Regions from separate parts of the Mus musculus genome. Here regions 1, 2 and 4 are each linked to region 3. The links are chromatin loops, found by intact Hi-C in ENCODE. Cell type or tissue: heart. All regions are shown on one strand.

Region 1 (2,500 bases), 290 kb before region 3:
GTCCATTTTATAGGTTACAAGACTGAGGCTTTTAGGCATCCAGGCTCTGGAGGTGGGCTCTTTGCCTATTGCTCTCCTGGCAGGGTTGAATGAGGAGCAAGGGGGTGTGTCCACACCTGTACTGGTTAGTTTTGTGTGTCAACTTGACACAAGCTGGAGTTATCACAGAGAAAGGAGCCTCCCTTGAGGAAATGCCTCCATGAGATCCAGCTGTAAGGCATTTTCTCAATCAGTGATCAAGGGTGGGAGGACCCATTGTGGGTGGTGCCATCCCTGGGCTGGTAGTCCTGGTTCTATAAGAAAGCAGGCTGAGCAAGCCAGGGGGAAGCAAGCCAGTAAGCAGAACCCTCCACAGCCTCTACATCAACTCCTGCCTCCAAGTTCCTGCCCTGTGTGAATTCCTGTCTTGACTTCCTTTGATGATGAAAGAGATGTGGAAATATAAGCTGAATAAACCCTTTCCTGCCCAACTTGCTTCTTGGTCATGATGTTTTGTGCAGGAATAGAAACCCTAAGACAACACCCAATTCATTCCTATGAGGGGAAGAGTTCTTGGTAGCACTCAAGGCATGGGTTCCCGTTCCCATCCTTGAGTGCACGCCTTTGCTTACATCGTCCATCCTGCCCTGCCCACTGTCCCTCATGTCTCACGCCCATTCCATGCTGCAGAGCTAGAGAGACCTTTGCATGGTCCAGCTCCGCTGCTCACTGGGCTGTGCCCACAGATGCCCTCCTGTCTATAGCTGCCTTTATCTTCTCAACAGTTTCCCTGGGGTTTCAAATCTAGATGTTGCTTCATTCCACAGCCTGGAGCCCCATTTGTGCTGAGGATCCCCAGTCTGTGCTTCTGGGATGGCTTTGGTGTGGGGTCCTAAAAGTTTACACCTCCCCGTATCCTACGCAGGTGTGTGATCTATTTTGGGTTTGTGTCTGAGGTCTGGCTGGGGGAGGTGCCGTTGCTGGATGGAGATGCCAACTCCCCAAGTCTGTTCTGCACCTGTCAAGTGTAAGGCAGCTACAGACTGGAGGGTATCTATGGGTCTGGCCTCCATCCCCCAACACTGTGAATTCTTAGATACTTAGGAAACGCAGGCTCCTCACACCCAGCCCTGTTTTCAAGACCAGTGATGTGTAATGGTAGGTGTGTGTGTGTAGTGGAGGAGTGCACACTGTGCCTGTAAAGTGTGTGTGAGTGTGGGAGGGAGTTAGTGTCACCGTTTAAGTGTGTATATGCCTATCTTCAGTCCCATGCTCCTCCCCGCTTCCCTCCCAGGCCTCCCGGGTGGCCCAGGAACCCCTATTTCAAGGCATCTTTGTGTTGCTCCCCTCAATTCTGCCCACTCCAGTCTGAGCCTGACAAGCAGCCCTGCAAGGGTTCCGAAGATGCTCTGTTCTCTTGTCCTGGGGACCCAGCCTATCTGCAGATGTACTGTAGTTACTAGCTTTAAGCTCTAGGGGGCAGCAAATGGCCATGTTTCCAGGATGTCTGGCCAGGAGTTTGAGAGCCTCCTCTGGTTCTGTCTGAGGGTCCAGCGAACCCCAGGCAGACCAGGAGCTCTGATCTGTGATCTCAATACAAATGGAGATACATTTGTATGTATCTGATGGCTGCCTCAATCAGCAAGAGGACCTCGGTGTGTGTGTGTGTGTGTGTGTGTGTGTGTGTGTGTGTGTGTGTGTGTGTTGGGGTGGGAGGAGAAGGGAGGGTTGTACAGCTTAGGCCTAGGGGCTACAAACTTAGCCATTGTCTGCCTGGAGTCCTGAGGCCTCCAGAGGACACAATGCCATCTCTGCCTCTTTTTACCTCGAAAGAATGGCCTCACTGTTCACAGCTCCAGTTTCTTTATCTATAACATACATTTATTGAGTGCTAGATTGCACTTCTGACAGGAAGTGGCTGTCACAGTGCCTGGTGCACACACAAGTGCTTAGTGTGACCAGTCTGAGTCCTCCATAGGCTCAGTTTCCCTGTACTTCTAAAGTCAGACAGATGCCTTTTAAAGGATGTTTATGCACAACATGCATGATCCTGGATTCATCTATATATTAGCCTTCATATCTGTTAGCTAAAGATATGGAATCCTGCTGACCTGTGAGTGGAGACTGCACAGAATCCTGGGGGGTGGGGGTGTTCTCAATCTCTCTCTGCCTCTGTGAGTGTCCATTAACCAGAATCTGGAGGGGAAGGGGAACTCCCCCTCTGCCTTTGGATTTTCTGGACGTTCATGTTTTCCTAATGGTCATTTTAAAATGTTCTTGCAGGGATCATTAGCTGCTTCTATTAGCCGAGACACAGGAATGTGTCACGTAAACTATTATGTTTTACAGGAACCAGAAGGAACCAGAAAAGTTAACAGTTCCCCCGGGGAACAGGATTTTGGGTGATATTTATGTATGTGGTGGGGGTTTTTATATAAATATGTTTCCTAAATATACTACAATGAGCATATATTATTTTTAAAATCAGAAGAAAATGTAACACTTGTTCTGAAGTAAAAAT
Region 2 (2,500 bases), 340 kb before region 3:
TAACTAGCAAACATTACCACATTTAGGAGAAGCCCTCAGTGAAAAAGTATTTGCCTCCGCACACGGCTCAGTTTTTCCTTTATAACTGACCAGAATTTTAATTTAAACCAAATGTAGGGTGGTCACATCTTGGAGAAAGGAATGCAAGTCACTGTATCGAAACGAACACTCTTCATTAAAAAGGCACATGCCATAAACTTAGCCTAGGAATTTTTTTTTTTTACCTCATTAAAATCTTTTTAGGGATGTCAGCTAGCAATAAAGTTAATTTTCATGTTTTAGTTTTCTAGCCAAACATTCCCGTAAAACTTAATAGAGAGGAGACTGAACAAGGAAACGGCCTTCAAAATATGGTGGCTTGCCAGCGATAGATAGCCCAGGATTTAGTTAATTTTTCGCTTTTTATAACTTGGCATCTGTGTGGTGAATCTTTGCCAAATGATTATAAGAATTATCAGCAATTGTGTCTGACTGAAGGGAAGAGAAAAATAAGGTATTGAAAAGGGACAAGAAACAGAGAAAAAAACATCTTGTGGGATTGTCCTGGGAGATGGGCATGCTGGGGTGTAAATGGTGCTGGACACCGAGGCTGACCAAAGGCCATGGGTCATGTGACAGAAGGACATCATCCCCTGAAGCTCTCCCAAGTGTTGCCCACTGTAGGCCCAGCAGAGCATGGTGGTGGTAATATGCTTTTGACTGACTGGAGCGGGACAGGGTGGGGAGAGCCACCTTCCAGCCACCATCTGCAGGTCCCTGCATTTGCATATAGCATTCCCTGGGATGGCCTTATGTTTTAGAGTCAGACTCATTTGTACTTACACACTTGGCTGAAAGTCACTTTGGAAAAAGTGCCAGAAGGGAGTGGGAAGCCCCTGCTTATTATTCTTGGCTTCATGTGAGTTGGCCTGTGCCCCGCCCTCAAACGTTGGAATATTCTGGCCAGTGGAGAAGGCCTCTGCCAACAAGGATGTGTGTGTGTCATGATTCTCAAATCCTTCAAACATCTCCAATGACGGAATCAGAAATATGCCCAGTTAGAGACCCGGGCTCTGCTGACTGTCTTTGATCTTCCTGATATCTGTGCATAAGTGTGAGTACTGGACAGGTTGCCAGAACCTGACGCTGCAGAGCAAGTTGTAGTTCCTGCGATGTGGAGGAGAAAGAGTTCTGTGCACACACGTGCCACACTGAGCGGTCAGCAGTAGCCGTGCTCAGTGCCGGCAGGTGAAGGCACACTTGGTATCCTGCCATTCTTCCATGTATCACGTCTCATTCACAACTGTTCCCGGACTGTCCTCAACTGAGACATTCAGTCAATGCCTTGAATGCGCATGTGAAACACGCAGGAACTCCTAAGTGGCTAGTGAATATCTTCTTCTTGAATTTCCTCCTTCCTGTCCATTTAACTTCCCTACACTTGATTTGCTAAAGACTAAGCATAGAATAATTAAATCAATGTTCATAAGCTAGGAAGTGTAAGATGCTGTATCTGCAGAAAGGGTTGGGGGAGCCATGCTTTCCAGCTTCTTCCAGCAGGGGGCAGCAATGCACTGTGAGAGAGTGTGGCCATTAGGGTGTGCAGAGCCACAGGAGTGGCCGTGTTGCCCTAAGCTACTTTCCCCAGAGAAACGATTTTGGGGGAAATACATTTGTTGGTTAAGTTTCTGTGATTTTAGTTTCCCTAGTTAGGAGCAAATGCTATCTTGCTTATTTCTTCCTGGGGTTTTACAGTTGTCCCGAAACAAGCCCAGCTTCCTAAGAGGCCAGCTCATCTCTCCTCGTGCTCTGGAAATTGGGGTGACAGTACACCCAGAAGCTTGTGTTCTAGTGAGGAGAGGCAGGCAAGGAGCAGGGACAGAATAGGCTAGGTTGGGACACAAATGAAAGTCAGCATTGCGGAGGGAAGGGGATTCTTGACGGCAAGGAAGGGCACCCTCATCCCACCTCCCCGGGGCACACTGTTGGGAGGAGCCATGCTCTGAGTGGGCAGAGTGAAAAGCAGAAGGGGCTGAAGAGCTCCAGCACCTTCCTGACCCCATGCAGGCAAGGAAGGAGGAAGCCGGACGAGCCAGGGGCAGAGCTGGAGTCTGCTTCAGGTGGCCTGCCCTGGACAGTGTTTTGCTTCATTGTTTTGGTGACGTTGGAAGCTTCCTCTGGGTAGTGAGGTAGTGATATGCATCAGGCTGGTGTGCTCTGAGTCTCTGAGAAGCAAGGGCAGAGAAGAGAGGCAAACTGCCCCTTTCTGAGGTGCAGACTCTTGTTCTGCCCTTGTGGCCACCAGGTCTGGGTCTTCTCACAGCAGGTGACACCCTCGTTCTCTGTGGACTCCAGCAGGGAGCCACTGCTTTGACCCTGTCCTGAAGATCAAAAGCTCTGTCCCCTTCAGATGTCATTCACAAATGCAGCTTGTCACCCATGCTCAATTACAGAACAGATGTTAACCTGAGGTTCTCTCAACCCCATGGACCTCCCTAGACCTCAGGAAGTGGTTCATTTG
Region 3 (2,500 bases):
GGGCACACTCAGGTCACACAACCTAAAGAGATGTATTTGGGTCCTGGAAGCCAGCTTAGGTCACAGGACCCAGAATTCCAGAATTCTGGGAATTTAGAAGGGAGATGCCAGCGTCAAATAGCTTAACTGCTTGGCCCCCACAGACTTTCTGACCTTCCCTGTGGGTCATGGCCAGAGGAAGGACTGAGCTGGACTTCTGAAGTGGGGGGAAGGGCAGAGTGTGACAGAAGGAACACAAAGTAGCATTCAGACTAGGGGCACGGCTGCGTCCTGATGACAGACTGGTAGAGGTTGCATGGTTTCCTTCCCAGTTTGGCTTGGTGGTGAAGGGGTATTTGATGATTCCTCCTGGGACCAGTGTGCCCTTCAAGGGAAGGTGGCACACTGCACATAGAATCCCCAATATCACCACCTACCACAGAGCAGGAGCCTGGGGAAAGATATGATTATCTCAGGGAGGTAAAATGGTCCCCAGGCATCCAAAGAGGCATGATTTCAGCTAGTCTTGGGACAGGACAATGAGTATTGGTGTCTCAGAATTTAAGGACTTGGAAGATCCCTGGGGAACAATGATACTGGTTTCTAGACAAGGAGGGTTACGAGGCCTGTTTCTATGGCTCAGTGGCCAGGCCAGGCAGGTGGACTTTAGCTGAGGGACAATGGGAAATAGACACCCTGATCCTTCTTTTCCCCAATGGTCAGTGACTATGAAGTTACAGAGAATAAGGAGGAAGCCCCTGCCCATTGCAGGGGGTCCCCAGCCTCCTGGGAAGTTCTCTGTGCATTCCCTTGGTGACAGGGATTGGGGGGGTTGGTTGGTCAGTGTTTGTAATCCTTATCCCATGAGTCTTAGGGGTTTGAGCAACTGTGATTCCCATTTGAGGGGAACACTGAAGCTTAGAGAGACTTGGTCACTGCCCAAAATCTAGGCTTGTGGCTATTCCCTGGTCCTCCAGTGGACTCAGCTGGGTGTCCTTGATGAGGAAAGGCACTGGGAAGGAAACTGGGAGTCTTACAAAGTTCCAGGGTTCCCCCAAACCTACCAGGTCCAACCCAAAGGCCTTTGGAAAAAGAGGGGCAGAGTTGTCCACAGATGCCCACTCTTCCCAAGTGAGCAGGCCAAATATAAGACTCATCACTGACATGCCATTAGAGAGAAAGCTATTATTCATACCAAGGCTCATCTCTGATACACTATCAGAGAGAGAAACCATTGTCCAGATGAGGTTCATCTCTGACAGGCCATTAGAGAAAAAACACTGTCCCCTCAAGGGACAGGAGACTCTGGCTCCTGAGAGATGCCTGGGTGGGGAGCTAAGCAGATATTCTCCTGGAGCTAGGAGGCAGGACCTGGGAGAGCCATCCCAGGAGCCATAGAACTAGGACCAGCCTGGCCACCAGCAGGTGTCGCTGCAGCCAGGAAGAAGAGTCCGGACCTACAGGGCTCACACTGAGTCTCAGTTCCCATGCTGGACAGGGCTGCTCTGGAGGGGACCCACTTAGAACTGCAGAGGGCTGGCTCACACCAACCCCAGAGAAGCCCCAGGGCCCTGTCTCATCAGCAACAGGCCTGTCATTTTTACTAAACTCACTGCTGTGTGTTGGGTATCTTGTGTCCCTACCCTGAACAACCTACACTATAACCAGGCAGAGCAGGGCTGAGATGTCCATCAGCCATGGCCAGAAAACGAGCCCTCTGGGTGGTAGAGACGCCATCTCCCCATGCTCCCCATGCTGACAATGGGTTCACAGTGGTTCTAGTATCCTGTCCAGCAATGTAGGAATCCAGTGTCCTCCTGAAGGAATGTTGTGAGTGGTACGTAGTAGGCTTGTTCTCCAGAATCTTACATGAGCCCAGCCAGACCCTTCTTACCCATAGATTCTGACCAGAGTCCCAACCGTCCCAACCCCTGGGCCACCCTGCACAGAGTGCCTCATAGATCTGGGGCCCAGCTGACCCAGCTTGTCCTACAGGCCCCAACAGCCATCCTTGTCCCTCCTCCCCACTACCAAGGCAACGTGGCTGCTGGCCAGGGCCTCTTCATTCCCAGACAAAGCCCTGAAGCAAACCACCCGGCTGGCCGCCCGAGCTCAGGTTGCTGCCTGCAGTGGGCCGGGCCGGGCATCGGATCATTCATGAAAATCAGGCCTCCACCATGTTCCTGGCCTTCAGTGGGACTCTAACTCACAATCACCTCATTGTGTGGGTGGCCGTGAGGATTGCTCTGTGGAAGAGGGGAGGAGGGGGAGGAGAGGGAAGATGGAGGAGTGTGGGAGGAGCTGGAGTTAGAAGTGGAGAGAAGAGAGAGAAGGGAAGGAGGGAGAAGGGAGGGAGAGAAAAAGGGAGGAGAGAGCAGGATGGGTGGGAGGTGCAGAGGAAGATGGTCCAAGAGCAGGAAGACAGGTAAACAGCAGGTACCGATGGGCTCCTAGGATTAAGGAGGGTACTCCCTGACAAAGATGCTCCCTACTCAGTGCTAAGGCCACGGTGATGATCTAA
Region 4 (2,500 bases), 180 kb before region 3:
ATACACATACACATGTGCCCAGAAATACACCACACACACACACACACACACACATACACACACTTTTTGAAAATTAAATGGTTTCTGAGTGCTGGGGACGGAAAAGTTTAACAGTGGATTAGCTAGCACCAGAGTCAGTTCATGGGGAAAGTGCTCTTGACAGGGATGCAGAGGCAGAGCTAAGGGGGAGGACCATGGAGAGGACACAGTAGGATTCTAATCATAACCCCTGCACCAAAATCACAAGGTCGTTGATCAGTTGACAAACATCTTCCCTACTTTGTAGGTCTATCAGGCCCACAATAGTCACCTTCCAGCCTCCAGAGTCTGTCCACTGGGAATGACTGGTAGCAGATGTTGTTTCTCTCCCTCTTTCCATCTTTGCTTGGCCCTTGTCTCCCCAGGATGCTGGTCTTTTGAGAAGTCAAGGCCAATATCTACACCTATAGTGTGGTCACCTGGTCACGGTGATCCTCCACCTCGTGTCACTAAGCCTAAACTTGTTCTGGTTGTCAGCATTTCCTTTCTGCTTGTGTCCTCTCCCATGTGCCTTTTATCTTTCACACTTGCACGGGTGACACGCATCCTGACTGTATACATCAAAGGCTATACAAAGTTGTACAGAACTTCTTCTCAAGGAGGGTGACTCCCAGATTGGTGCTTGGTCATCTTCTGATTCGGCACCTGCATCCTCACTGTCCTCCTATCCTTGAGGGAACTACCTGAGGACTCCCTCAGCTCATTCTCCACTCCTCACCTGTTTCCCCATGTGTCCTGCTTCCAAGCATCCATGGGGACTCAGTCTGGTCTTTCAACTTTTCCTTGTAGGATTGTCCCCAAGACCCCCGGTTCTCACCCCTGCCTCCTCTCCTCAGCTGGTTCTCTTCTGTGTCCCATTTCCCCCCCTACACCTCTTTCTGCCCCTGCTCCCGTCATGCTGCAATTCCTGCCTTTGAGATTGTATGAACATAGGCTTTGGTGAGGGGGGGAAGGGAGAGGGAGAGGGAGAGGGAGAGGGAGAGGGAGAGGGAGAGGGAGAGAGAGAGGGGGGGGGGGAAAGGGAGAGGGAGAGGGAGAAGGAGAGGGAGAGCCTTCCAGTTGCCTTGGAGCAGGTGCATCACAGGGAGAGGGTACCTCTGGGTGGCACTGTGGAGCCTCTTAGGTAAACAGGATACTTCAGGCTCCCTCTTCACATAGGAAGTGGAGGGAGCAGGCTGGCTCTCCTCTTTCAGATCTGTCTTCATTTCCTGCAGTTATTTGGTGGGTGTTCTGTCTTTTCAGCTTGTGGGGTGTGTGTGTGTAGTGTATGCACGCACTCCTGTACACACGCATGCGTGCACACGCATGTGTGTGTGGTGTGTGTGCTTATAGTGAAGAAGCTGGGGAACAGTGGCTGGTTCAGATATGTAAGGGAAGTCAGAAACCTGCCTAGGAAAAGCCCAGTTGTAACAGGGTCACGGGGCAGGTAACATCTCTCTTTGGTTCACTAAATGTGGTATTTATCTTCTAGGCCATGGCCAGAACACTAGCCCATCAGTGCTGAGGGAGGGAGGGAGGGAGGGAGGGAGGGAGGGAGGGAGAGAGAGAGAGAGAGAGAGAGAGAGAGAGAGAGAGAGAGAGAGAGAGAGAGAGAGAGAGAGAGAGACTGCTCTCTAGGAGCCCCAGGGACTCACCCACCTTGTACCCAGTGGGTGTCCCCCTCAGCTCAAGGTATTTACTTTCCTGTCAGTAAGGGAGACACTGCACCTTATTAAAAGTACAGCAGGACACAGAGGACAGCTAATGGCTAATTTCTATGGGACAAATAGCTATTTAATTGCTCTCTAATTACGTGACAATTAGAATCCATGCTGCAGCCTTGTCCTTGAGTTCCTGTTTATGACCCACGTGCAGAGCCGTTTTTTCTCTGCCTGTAGCCATTACAGACACCACAATGTACAGAGCCAGTGGCACAGTGACGAGGCATAATTAGCCGTGTAACTACTCCCTTTTACCCCAGTAATTATGCAGTGGTATTATCTATATATTATAATGTATTCATGCACTCAATCTTTCATGAAACAGTCTCCTTTTGCGAACAGGTCTGGCCTGGCAGGTGTCAATCAATTATGTAGAGTCACAGAAGACTGTGTGATGGGGAACTAGGACAACAGGCTGTTGTTACTGTTCATGTGCAAAGGGCCTGAGGTAAGGCAGCTACGGGCATAGAACACCGTTTCTAAGAGTTGAACATACTCAGGTACACAGCGAGACAGCAAGCAAGGGTAGCCTGCACAGAGACATTTCCAGCCCACTGCAGGGGTCAAGGCTCCCATGCATAATCAGGCTCAGAGTAGCTCTCTATCCGGGACTCAGGATTGAACCTATGTGAAGTCTGCCTGTCTTCTTTATCTTACTTATAGGTTGTGACTTTTTTCAGTATCAGGACCTTTGGCTGGGCCCCAACATGTCTAATAGCACAAAGGCACACAGAGGTGCACTGAGCCAAGTCAGAAAATCC

What was found. Hi-C counts contacts between places; a loop is a spot of excess contacts. Peaks named below come from ENCODE experiments on the same cell type or tissue, not always from the same donor. Only the 100,000 strongest peaks of a DNase experiment are listed, where the experiment ranks them.
Region 1: a loop joins it to region 3, with 7 times the contacts of the local background. A loop is called at or near these places in 12 of 42 quality-filtered maps.
Region 2: it touches region 3 in a loop (6-fold over the local background); 2 of 42 quality-filtered maps call a loop at or near these places.
Region 4: a loop joins it to region 3, with 2.5 times the contacts of the local background. A loop is called at or near these places in 2 of 42 quality-filtered maps.

Annotation. Positions count from the first base shown.
Region 1 is chr5:36,032,540-36,035,039 of GRCm38, forward strand. The region is part of intron 18 of Sorcs2 (sortilin-related VPS10 domain containing receptor 2); the gene reads right to left. Among named protein-coding and RNA genes, the nearest start is that of Gm52811, 51 kb to the right of the region's middle. In heart, a CTCF peak has its summit at 1,444 (motif pointing right); no DNase peak of the experiment used is centred here; H3K27me3 peaks cover 134 bases.
Region 2 is chr5:35,980,652-35,983,151 of GRCm38, forward strand. The region is part of intron 11 of Afap1 (actin filament associated protein 1); the gene reads left to right. Among named protein-coding and RNA genes, the nearest start is that of Afap1, 89 kb to the left of the region's middle. In heart, a CTCF peak has its summit at 1,531 (motif pointing right); a DNase peak (open chromatin) is centred at 1,570; H3K27ac peaks cover 427 bases.
Region 3 is chr5:36,322,308-36,324,807 of GRCm38, forward strand. All of the region lies in intron 1 of Sorcs2 (sortilin-related VPS10 domain containing receptor 2), which reads right to left. Among named protein-coding and RNA genes, the nearest start is that of Mir7689, 22 kb to the left of the region's middle. In heart, a CTCF peak has its summit at 1,397 (motif pointing right); a DNase peak (open chromatin) is centred at 1,424; H3K27ac peaks cover 1,017 bases.
Region 4 is chr5:36,140,153-36,142,652 of GRCm38, forward strand. All of the region lies in intron 3 of Sorcs2 (sortilin-related VPS10 domain containing receptor 2), which reads right to left. Among named protein-coding and RNA genes, the nearest start is that of Gm52810, 4.9 kb to the right of the region's middle. In heart, a CTCF peak has its summit at 1,151; no DNase peak of the experiment used is centred here.